Regions from separate parts of the Homo sapiens genome. Here region 2 is linked to region 1. A link is an interaction called in ENCODE POLR2A ChIA-PET data of the cell type or tissue named here. Cell type or tissue: PC-9. All regions are shown on one strand. Links, peaks and the distances in the headings refer to the core of each region. The heading gives the core; the rest is flanking DNA.

What was found. ChIA-PET counts read pairs that join two places held together with the same protein. Peaks named below come from ENCODE experiments on the same cell type or tissue, not always from the same donor. Only the 100,000 strongest peaks of a DNase experiment are listed, where the experiment ranks them.
Region 2: POLR2A ChIA-PET joins it to region 1 with 6 read pairs; 3 of 35 experiments call an interaction of 5 or more read pairs at or near these places.

What each region holds. Positions count from the first base shown.
Region 1 is chr1:64,159,789-64,165,944 of GRCh38, reverse strand. The region is part of intron 8 of ROR1 (receptor tyrosine kinase like orphan receptor 1); the gene reads right to left. Among named protein-coding and RNA genes, the nearest start is that of UBE2U, 41 kb to the left of the region's middle. In PC-9, for the core only: a CTCF peak has its summit at 1,749; no DNase peak of the experiment used is centred there.
Region 2 is chr1:63,861,792-63,867,947 of GRCh38, reverse strand. The region is part of intron 1 of ROR1 (receptor tyrosine kinase like orphan receptor 1); the gene reads right to left. Among named protein-coding and RNA genes, the nearest start is that of ROR1, 91 kb to the right of the region's middle. In PC-9, for the core only: no CTCF peak of the experiment used is centred there; a DNase peak (open chromatin) is centred at 3,517; H3K27ac peaks cover 1,155 bases.

The DNA of each region.
Region 1 (6,156 bases), core at 365-5,364:
CACTTGAGGCCAGGAGTTTGAGACCAGCCTGGGAAATATGGCAAAACCTCATCTCTATGAAGAAAGACAAAAATTAGCCACGTGTGGTGGTACATGCCTGTAGTCCCAGCTACTCAGGAGGCTGAGGCATGATAATTGCTTAAACCCAGGAGGTGGAGGTTGCAGTGAGCTGAGATCACACCACTGCACTTCAGCCTGGGTGACAAAGCGAGATTCCATCTCAAAAAAAAAAAAAAAAAAAAAGTAAAACCCGAAATTATAAAAATCCTGGAAGACAACATAGGCAATACCATTCAGGATATAGGCACAGGCAAAGATTTCATGACGAAGACACCAAAAGCAATCAAAACCAGAGCAAAAATTGACAAATGGGATCTTATTAAACTAAAGAGTTTCTGCACAGCAAAAGAAACTATCAACAGAGTAACACAACCTACAGAATGGGAGAAAAATTTTGCAAACTATGCATCCGGTGAAAGTCTTATATCCAGCATTTCTAAGGAATTTAAAGAAAAACAACCCCATAAAAAGGACATGAACAGACACTTTTCAAAAGAAGACATACGTGTGGCCAACAAACATATGAAAAAAAGCTCAACATCACTGATTATTAGAGAAATGCAAATCAAAACCACAATGAGACACCATCTCACACCAGTCAGAATGGCCATTATTAAAAGGTCAAAAAACAACAGATTCTGGCGAGGTTGCAGAGAAAAAGGAACGCTTATACACTGTTGATGGGAGTGTAAATTAGTTCAGCCATTGTGGAAACCTAAAATATCTAAAGACAGAAATAGCATTTGACCTAGCAATTTAAATCCTGGGTATATACCCAAAGGAATATAACTGATTTTATTATAAGGACACATGCACATATACGTTCACTGCAGCACTATTCACAACAGCAAAGACATGGAATCAACCTAAAGGCCCATCAGTGATAGACTGGATAAAGAAAATGTGGTACATACAATATACTCCATGGAATACTATGTGGACATAAAAAAGAATAAGATCACATCCTTTGCAGGGACATGGATGGAGCTGGAGACCATTATCCTTAGCAAAGTAACACAGGAACAGAAAACTAAGTACCGCATGTTCTCACTTTTAAGTGAGAGCTAAATGTTGTTCTCATAGACACACAGAGGGGAACAACACACCCTGGGGCCTTTCAGAGGGTGGAGCTTGGGAGGAGGGAGAGGATCAGGAAAAATAACTAATGAGTACTGGGCTTAATACCTGGGTGATCAAATAATCTGTACAACAAACTCCCATGACACAAGTTTACCTACATAACAAACCTGCCCTTGTACACCTTAACTTAAAATAAAAGTTAAAAAAAAGATCTGTACTCATCAGTTATAACAATAATAGTAATTTCTGGTTATTAAGTACCTGTGAGGTGCCAGACATGCTATCTCAAAGTGTAAAAAATATCCCTTTTAAGTACTATTCTTATCCTTGCCTTATGGATGAGAAAATAAAAGGTTCAGAGAAGTTAGTTATTTGCTTAAGATCTTGTGGCCAGTTGACAGCAGAGCCAAGATTTGTAATCATATCTCTTTGTCTCTACACTCTTGCTCTTTGAAGTGTATCAGACTACTTTCCAGAAATAAACTAAGAGAAAAGTGTGGCTGGAAAGGTAAGCTAGGCCCCGATAGTATGGACTTTTGGGTGGCAGGATTTTGGTGGCAAGAATTTTATAACTTGAAACTGGGCCTTCCAGGTTGGGAAATCATTACACTCAAGGGGGAGCTAGAGCAATGCCAGAGGATGAAATCAGCTCAAGAGAATGAGAGAGGAAAAGAATGTCAGAGGATGCTCCCATTAAGGGAATTAAAAGAACTAGTGAAGGAAGTGTGGGAAGCAGATAGGAGGAAAGTCAAGGGGAAAAAAAAATATATTTCAGGATGGTGGTTAAGAATATCAAAGGCTCCAGAGAAATTAAAGGGGAGGAAGACTTGGCAAAGGTCACTGGATTAAATAACATCACTGGTGCTTCCCAAGAGGCCCATGTTAATAGAATGGTGAGCTCAGAAGTGTTGGGAGACAATAGCTTTAAGGAGTGAGTGGAAAAATTATCGAGGATATTTTAGCATGAAGTGTGGTGACATTTGGTAAGAACAGCAAATTAAAAAGGGTAGCCAGACTCCAGCAGGGCTTTTAGATGGAAGCATGTTGCTGGCAAAAGGGACAGGGCCAGAGAATGTAATCAAATTTCAGTATATTCAGCAACTACTTTGGCTGGAAAGGAAAACGGAGAGATGAATTGTCTGGAAGTGAAAAAGGAGAGAAGCTGGCAAGAGATGAGGGTAAATTGAGAAGTAAAACACAGCCATCAGCTTTGGAAAGCTGGGCCAGTCTTGCTTTCTTTCCCCTGCGATGTTCCTTACATCAGCCAGGAGCTGCAGGAGTTCGACTCATGGGGGCTGTCCAGGCTTTGGCTGCATCTCACACCCCTGGCCTGCCTTGACTCTTCCTCGCCCCCATTCTCAGACTCCTCCATCTTTTTTTCTTTTTTTGAGATGAGTCTCACTCTGTTGCCTAGGCTGGAGTGCAGTGGCATGATCTTAGCTCACTGCAGCCTCAAATTCCCAGGCTCAAGTAATCCTCCCACCTCAGCCTCCCGAGTAGCTCTGAGTATAGAGATGCACCACCATGCCTGGCGAATTGTGTGTGTGTGTGTGTGTGTGTGTGTGTGTGTGTGTGTGTGTGTTTGTAGAGATGGGGTTTCCCCATGTTGCCCAGGCTGGTCTTGAACTCCTGGGCTCAAGCGATCTGTCCAGCTTGGTTTCCTCAAATGCTGAGATTACAGGTGTGAGCAACCATGCCCCTCAGACTCCTCCATCTTTTAACCTCTCTGTCTGCCTAACCTCCAGGCAGGTGAGGAGCCAGGAGGCCTGGGCTGAATGGGACCCATCCTGTTCTTGAAGGGGAGACTCTGCCCCCTCCCTGCTCCCACAGTAGCACATACCACAGCTTCTCTCCCTTACCCAAGCAAGCTTACAGAATGCTGTTTTCCAGAGTCATACCTGGCAGGGGATGTAGGGGCAAGGGAAGGAGAAGCAAAGGAAAAGAAACAGAGAAGGGAATTTAGAGTTTCCAGGCTCCTCTGAGAAGGTTCAATTTCTGCTGTACTAAAAGAAGAAAAAACAACCTCACTCAGATTGTAAAATTTGTAATGCAATATAGAAAATCCTGCTTAGTTTAGGCAACACTACAGTACTCGTTAGAGGATTGAATGGCTTCAAATCTTTGGCTAAACAAAATAACAGGAAAATAAACAGTCTTATACTTGAATGCAGTCTACTTCTTCTCCTGAACAGCTGAGAAAATTGAACTGCAAAAAGCTAGATGGCTTCTCAGAGTCACAGAGCAGTTGGCATGGGAGCCAGGACATCTCCATCTTCCTGATTGTTCGGCGTTAAGGTGCCTCTCTGGTCCACTGGCTTCCTTTGCCCACAGATCAGAAGGAAACTCATGGCTCATCAAAAGCTTTTACTTCCAACTGCACTGTCCTACCTCTCTGGGGACCCAAGCCGGGCCTCGTCAGCCAGTCTGTCGGCAGCTCCCTATTGTCCTCTCTCAAGGGTATCAGTTTCTAATCTCCCACAGGAGCCTCTTCTTCTCAATCCAAACACTCAGGAGAATTTTAGCGGCTCAGCAAGTGAAGAGAGATGGAAGCAGAGAGTTTAAACCCTGAAGGGCACATTCATTTGGATAAATAAGAACCCTAGAGTCTCTGACTTTTGAATTGGCCAAGGGGAAAAAAGAATAAGGCTAGGGCAGACTGGCTTCTATCCTTCATTCCTTTTTCATCCTCGCCTCCAAATATTCTTTTGATTTTGCTCTGGTGGAGTGTTTGTTTTCAGGACTTTTCTTTGTTTCTTTCTTATGTGTGTCCTTTCCTTTTAGATTTTATAGGTACATGTAATATTTATGTGTCAGTGACCTTCCAAAGCAGTTTTAGAGATTTTCTGTTTACATTTAGGAATTTTCTTTAAGGTCTACAGAGTCCTTTGTGCTTTTTCCAGGAAAGGCACTCAGTAAGAACCAAAACAAACAATTGAATAACTCAAATTTGATCGGAGCCAAGTCCCTTAGAAGTGTAAGAAAAAAAAAAGTTAGCATTTGTTTTTGTTGTTTCCTTTCCCCTCCCCAACCCATTCAAATATTTAAGCCATTTCTACTTCTCTGGTTCAGGAGTTTAAGGCTAAGCTCTAAGCCTCATAGTGGACAAATCTTGACACTGGGAGATTTAGCAAGGCACACCTCAGAAATGATCCAGAAACTATGAAAACAATGTTTACTTCACCCAGTCTCTGGGAAAACTCATGCCAGTATATTTCACATTTGTCTCTGACCATGAAGGATGGGGAACTATTATTGCTCTAGCCAAATTGTACATGTCCCTGGCAGGGCTAGGGCTACATCATTCAGAGACTGCCATGCAGGCCCCTTAAATATTTGTCAGAAGCCAGGAGAATGCCTGTGGTTACTCTGAAGCACAAACTGACCAAATGGGATCACACTCAGTTGCTTGCCTAACCCTCCCTCCTCCTTCCCAACTTGATCTGTTCTGTGAAAAAGTTATCACGGATTCTGCAAGAGCAAGGGCCAGCTCTATTTAGAAAAGGTGAAAGATCCTGTATTCACATTTTATTGCTTCTAATAACTAGCTCTTGGACCTTGGGGAAGTTACTTAGTCTGTTTGTGTCTCAATTACCCTGGTTGTACAATAGTAATAATAATACCTGCCTTATATAATAGCTGTGAGGATTAAGTGTGATAATGGATGTAAAAGCTCCTGGTATTGTTCTTGACAGTTTGTATTCATCGATATATATATTAGCCTTTTTTCTATTTATGCCACAAAGCTCTCTGGAATTTCTGTTGGAGATCATGTGATATAAAACAAACCTCCACTAAAAATGTAATTCAATTGCAGATTAAGGCTAACCCACAAAATTGATAATTTCTAAAAATGGAAATGATTCTTCCATGGTTCCTGCCCTGGCAATGAGGAGTACATCTTTCCAGGATGGTGGCTACTGCACCAAACTGCCGTCTGCTGTAACCAAAATGATCTAGGTCTCTCCCCCGCCCAGAGTTCTGGTGTTTCTAAGACTTCTCAACATTTACCAACAGAAATGAAAGGGAAAGAGTCTCATGGAACAATGACTCTTACACTAGAAGCTTGAAGTCATGAGCTAGGTAAAAGTATCTGCCAGGTCAACTAGGTGAATGTGTAGCAATATTAACCCCCATCCATTTGCTTTCACTACTTTTATAGTAGCACTAAGTAGTAAGGATTAAATGTGATATTATATAAAATGCTATAATATATGTAAATCAGCTAGCTAGAAGCTGGGATGTCAAAAGAGTTGAATCCCTACCCTGCCCATCCTCCAGGCTACTGTGTGAACTCTATGGTCTTCAGGATTTGTAGGGTTTTTTTTTTGTTGTTTGCTTGTTTTTAATGATAAAAATTCACACTCAGCAAGAGATCAGTGGTTTTGCTGAATACAGAATATATACACTGAATTTTTAGCATTTAAGGAATTCCAAATCCTATTAATAAATATGACTTTATAATAGCAAAAATCTTTTCAAGATTTTTTAGATAAAAAAAATTTAAACAGTAAAGCAGAAAAAAAAATGAGGGCTCTGTGTCAGCCCAATTACGCTACTCCATTTATTAGATAAGAGGATTAGTTAATTTGAGTGTGAAGACTTTTTTTTCCTAAAATTTTATTAAAAGTGATGCTTCTCCTCTTTATGAGGATCAAAAGAATAATACAGTTACTAGTCCACAGGGAAGATAAATATTTGTTGAATGAATGAATGTTCTTATGGAATTGGAATAATTAGAAAAAAAAACAGGCTGTTAGATGCAAGAGTCTTAAATTATTTAAATGAAATCTTTTTGCTGAGAGGCCTGGGATTGTGGTGCTGGCTTTCCTGAAAGAAAGACTCTGTTGTATTTTAGTTCCAAGATGCAGTGCAGGGGCTCCATTTAAGGTAAGGGCCAGTGACCCTGGGTTCCTTGCCAGGACCTCGAGCAACTCAAACGTTGAAAGATGTGGATGAAAAGCAAAAGGGAAGGGGTTGATTTAGCTCAAAGTGGGGAAGGCTAAGGTTGGTTATCAT
Region 2 (6,156 bases), core at 428-5,427, 300 kb after region 1:
AGGGAACTAACGACATGGCCATGCTCGGCAGTAACCCTCATGCCACAAGCTTCAGCATCCCCCAGACAGCCGGAATCGGGAAAAGAGAAGCAGATCAAGGAAGGTGGGATATTTGGCCCCTGCCCATCATTTCCATGGTCCAACAGTAACCTATGGATCTTATCCTAGATTTATTTTTTCTTTTAAAGGATAAAGGACAAGTGGTCAGGGGCAGGCCCATAAATTTGCTCTGACTTTTATTAGATGGGGAATATTTTCGTCGGCGAGGTCAGCATAACTTGGAAGAAAAGACAGAAAACTCTCCACAAGTGAACCACCTCGTTACCCCTGACATAACACAGGCCTGCTGCCTACTGACAAGGGAGTCGCCTGCTATCATGCACAGTTAGAACTCCTTAAAAGTCATCAAAATAGGTTAATTTTTCCCATTCAACATTATCTTTTCATGGATTTCACATCTCATACACAGATTCTAGGGGGAAAGGAACATGACTGGGACTATTAAGTAATGGAGCTGAATCCTTTCAAGATGAAAGAAAACTGGGCTCGCCATCTCCACCATCTCGTAGACAGGAAACACAGCATAGACACAAGCTAAGGAAAAGGTCAAAGACATAGGAGGAAGGCCAATAAACCTCCGTGAGCGCTTTGTTTTGTGAAACCACCTGGTCTAACACTCAAGTTCTGTACAAATGTCTTATTCATTTGTTCATTTTTTAAAAGTATTAATTATGTGTCTATTATAGTGGAATGCACTAGGAATACTCTAATGAACAAGGCTTTGTCCCTGTTCTCCAGGAGTTTACAGTCCAGCAGGAGTGAGACTGTCTAAGAAAGAGGTCCCCATACAGTATAAGTACAGGAGCCAAACAGTGTAGCAGCTACTACATGGCAGCCTTCAGCTGCATAGCTGGCTGTACAAACACTGTAGCTAGATTAATTAAAATAATGGTTTTCACTATGCCTATCCAGTGATTTCATCTATGTTATCTGATTTCATCCTCAATTAATCTATCACAAGAACATATTCTTCTTAGGGAAAAAAAAAACCTGGACTATCAAATCTATTCCTTTCAAGTCTATGTAAAAGAACACCTGGAATTTCACAGAAAATAACTTTCTGTACAGAAAGGAAACAATCTATGACAAACTCAGATATTTCATGAGATAAACCAAAGCTTCTCTATAAAGCCTTCTTAATAAAATCGTTTCCAGCCACTGAGCAGGCCTAGTCTAAAACAATAGATCCATAACTATATCTAATGAAAGATACTTTTTTTTATTTCAGAAGGAAATATATAAGGAAAGGAGAATGAAACAAAATAAAACCAAAAAAAAAGGCTAGGTCCCTAGAACTTCAAGGGAAGGAGGAAAGCTTTCTTCTCCTAAATTTGACTGACAAGAGGAAATTCAGCCAATTCCCATCTATACTTGGTGTAGGAAAAGTAGAGCTCTTGTTTTCAAAAGAAACCACTTATTCAAGATGATCAAGTGGATGTAACATTCCAAGTCATTTGGGGAGATGTCGTAGACACCTTGGTGGGTTTTGCAATGAGCAGCCACATTTGCCTTGCCCATATTTCTTAATGTTTGATACTTGGATTACCCCAGCAGGAAACGAGCAGTCTTTGAATGGAGGGTTTTGTTCAGAATTCTAATAGCTTCCAGCATTTGCTCCAGACCACAAGAAGTACACCAAATTTACTTAGACATCCAGGCCAGACGTGAAGAATTTCTCTGTCAGATCTAGTAAGCTCCATCAATTTAACATTTTGGCTTCTCTGGGGCAAAGAGAAGACTGCCAAACAGCACTGGTGCTGGGGGGGCACCACTGGTGACATGTGGCAGTTCTTGAAAGAAAATTAATGAACATGACCAGTAACCTCTCTGCCCCTCTCTACTCCTTATTCAAGGAAGAGAAGGAAAATTTCAGCAATTGGGGTGACTAGGCAACTGCTACTCTTTAAAACAGCTTCAAGATTGTTGGGTTTTTTTCTCCACCAGACTTGCCACATTTCATCATTTGCATTCAAGACCACTTCACTATGAAATTCATTGACTTAAAGGTAGAGCCATCAGTTGTTCTGTTCAACAATTTCCTCCTTGTTAATCTACTGAGCAAAAAGCTACCCCTGGCAACCTCTGATTCAGTCACAAGCGCTATGTACAATCAAATCCAATAAAATATTTGTTTAGTGCCCGCTATGTGCCAAGCACTGTACCTAGCCTATTACACATATTAATGATGATGATGACAATCAATAACACGAGCATCATTTATCAAGTGCTTACTCTGCAAAACGCCAGAGTGAAACATATAAACATGCCTGACCTCACTCCTCATAACCCTTTGAGCAACATGTAATTATTGTTTTCCCCTTGTATGGGAAAAAAAAGGACTCCACAAAATTAAATAAACTTGCTCAAAGTCATATGGTTTGTAAGTAACAGAGCTGAGACTTGAACTTAAGCCTGTGTCGAGGGCAATGCCTGAACTGCAATTGAAATAATATCAGAAGTTTGTTGCAGTATATAAGGATGAGATAGATGGTAAAAGTTTTCCAGAGTACAGCAAAAATGACACTGGACATGCTAGTTGTATTACTCATTTAGACCAAAAGCATGACAAAACTACTTTGTAATAGAATTTTATCATCTCTCTAACACTGGGACCACTGTGATATGTGTGACCTATTTTCAGTCCTAAAAAGACCTACCTAGAGTAATCAACTATAAAGACTAGGACCAAACAGGTAATACAAATAACAAAACTACCAATAACATTTAAAAAAAAATTCCCTTGCAGATGCACTCAATTTCTATGAAGCTAAATTGCCTGGGGAAAAATGTATATGTATGTTTGTGTTTCCACTTGGATTTTCTAGTTTTAACACTTCGTTTTTATGTTTGTATATAGTGAAACATTCTTTACAGGGGTTTGAAAGGACTCATCTTAACAAAGAAAACATTCATAAAAGTTAAATGGGAAACTGAACTCACAGATTGGATGAGTAATAAAAAGCTTATTGATACCTGATTTCTGAACAAAGCCAGAAAGGAGAAGGTAAAACAAAAGGAAAAAAAATAAAAAAATTAAAAAAAAAAACCTTGAAATTTTGAGGTTCCAAAATTTGGAGGCAAAAAAAAAAAAGATTGAAAGATTTGGAAAGCTTCAAAGAGAGAAAAGGACATCGTACAACTGCTCCACAGCAGCAGAGTTCCAAGGGGTGGGAGGACATTTGGAAAGCCTGGTTCTTCCAAGATCCTATAGCCACTCACTTGTTCAATGGGGAGCTATATCCTAATTCCCAGCCCAGAATCTTGATTTAGATTTAGGCTGACAAACGCCTGCACAGCTAGGATCCTGCCAGTGACAGAGTAGAGGCTCTGCTGATACTGTGCAGAAAACCACCAAACCGCCTACCCCCCGTCATACCAACACAACACACATGGACTCATAAATGCATTTGGCACACAATTTCCAAGGGTTCATGAGTCACCTGAGACATGAATCCAGACTGAGAACACCTGTGCATAGTAAGAATCCTTAGACTTGAGGATCTGGCCAAGTTTAGAGCCACAAGTAAGCTGATACAACTGCTTTCTTAGCCTGTGGCCTCATAACAAGGCCAGTTTCTCCAGGTTCTCAATAGGCTGAGAGTGAGCAGCTTTCATTTAGGCAATGGTCCAGCCATGAAACATGAGGCTGCCTGAGGCTGACCGCCTGAGTTTGAATCCTGCCTCCATCTCTTAATAGCTGTGTAATCTTGAATAAGTTTTACTTAATTTCTTGTACCTCGGTTGTCTTATCTCTAAAATAGGGATGATAATAATGCCTACTTCAAAATGCTGCAAAGATTACATGAATTTTTATATGGGAAGCACTTAAAACAACACTTACCTATCACACAGGAAAACACCAAATAAATGCTAGCTGCTATTATGCTATGGTCCTTTTTAGGAAAAAAAGAAGGTGGTTTAATACAAAGGTTCCTATCAGAAAAACACTGCAGAAAGGCCGAGAATAGTAGTTAATGCTAGCATTGATTTTTGTGTCCTGTATTAAATCATCATGAGATGTCCACTTCTGCTATTTTTGCAAAGTTGACCATTTGGTTAACTGAACAAGTATCGCCATCTATGATACAATACAATACAATACAATACAATACAATACAATACAATACAATACAATACAATACAATACAATACAATACAATACAATACAATACAATACAATGGCAGTGTTGAATGCTGGAAAATGTAGTCTGTGAAACTTATCACAAATAAAGAAAAATACGCCATCAGATTAATAGCTTTCCTTCATTTCAGTTTGTGAAATGAATTAATCACTTTCCTTCATTTCAGTTTCAGCTGGCAAGCACACAGCTTTGCATTATCACAGACCCATAGATGGTGACAAATTAGAAGGAACCTCAGTGATCACGATCATTCTGTACATCTAGTCCAGGACCTCAATGTGCAGCTGGGAAACCTGAGCCCAAAGACAGGCATGACTTGCCCAGATAGACCCTGTGTGTAAGGGCCAGCACCAGAAACTCAGGCTCCGAAGTGTCTATCTGTTTACTCATTTACCTCCTTTCACTAGACTTGACAGCCCCTTAGAGGCCAGAATCTATCATACTTGTCACCTTCCTGCCAGCTCAGCACGCCTAGACACAGAAGGCAACAGCAAATGAAGGCTGAAAAGAACTAAAGTGATAGTGTTCTTTGCTTCTACTAAGGTATTATTTTAACTCAAGAAAGAAGAGATAGTTACCTCCTTCACTGAAAGATGACCCAAGTGGTAAAGCAAGGCAGAAATCACAACTAAGCATCCTGCTGGTGTGGGAGTCAGGAGATCAGGGCTTTTGCCCTACCTCTACCCTAACTTGCTTTGTGACATTGGACAAGCATCTAACTTTTCTAAAACAAAAAGTGATTAGGCAAGATGCTGTCCTTGATAGAGCTGAAAGGAATCAAATTTTATGAGGTCACAAAGTGAAATTCAATTTATTATTGATTATAATTCATTGTATGTCACTATGCTTATACTATACTCCAATATTAATTTTTAAAAGTCTTCTTTGTACATTATCACTTAATCCTCACGGTAACCTTAAGTAGGTCAGAAAATACCTTATAACCCCATTTTACAGACAATGACACTGAGGCGCAGTGTTCCCATGTTTATGTCAGAGTTAAATTAACAAATACCACCTATACTGAGAGGCAGAATTCACACCAAGAAAGAAAAAGATATGCTCAGCAGTAGATCAAGGGCCCAAGAAGAGGCAGTATGTGGCTTGAAGGTGAAATTAACAAGGAGCCATGGAACCTGGTCATCTCTCCCTAACTCTCGGGTTTCTTTACTCAAAATTCTGCTTTCAAAGATATACTTCTTTCACAGCTACATGAAGAACAGATGGGTTATGGGAAATACAAAGCCAAGATATTTGGCGGAGATCAGACAGAGAAGGTGAAGTAAGCCTCTTGAAATGTATCCTGCCTGCAATAAAACAAAATGTATTTCTTTTTTTTTTTTTTTTTTTTTTTGAGACAGTCTCACTCTGTCTCCCAGGGTGGAATACAGTGGTATGATCTTGGCTCACTGCAACCTCTGCCTCCTGGGTTCAAGCGATTCTCCTGTCTCAGCCTCCCAAGTTGCTGGGATTACAAGCATGTGCCACCATACCTGGCTAATTTTGTGTATTTTTAGTAGAGACAGGGTTTCACCATGTTGGCTAGGCTGGTCTCGAACTCCTGAGCTCAAGTGATCCACCTGCCTCGGTCTCCCAAAGTGCTGGGATTACAGGCATGAGCCACTGCACCTGGCCAGGAAAATGTAGTTCTAAGCATTTTATTGAAACTTCACAGTAAGACAGACCCTGAAATAAGGTAAAGAATAATAAATAAAAATTATGTGATAACCATTATTTATTGCTTAAGCTTAATTAAAATACCATTAATATTATTTTTCCTTATAGAATATGCCATTTTTTATTTTAATAAATCTTAGCAAATACATAAAATCAACCCTAGACTTGTCAGGAAAGGCGTCTCCACTCTAAAGTCCTATATTATCACAGAAACCCTAAGAAGACTGACCTACTGGCTCAATTGGAATGGGCATTTATCTTTCAAGACTTCCTAAAA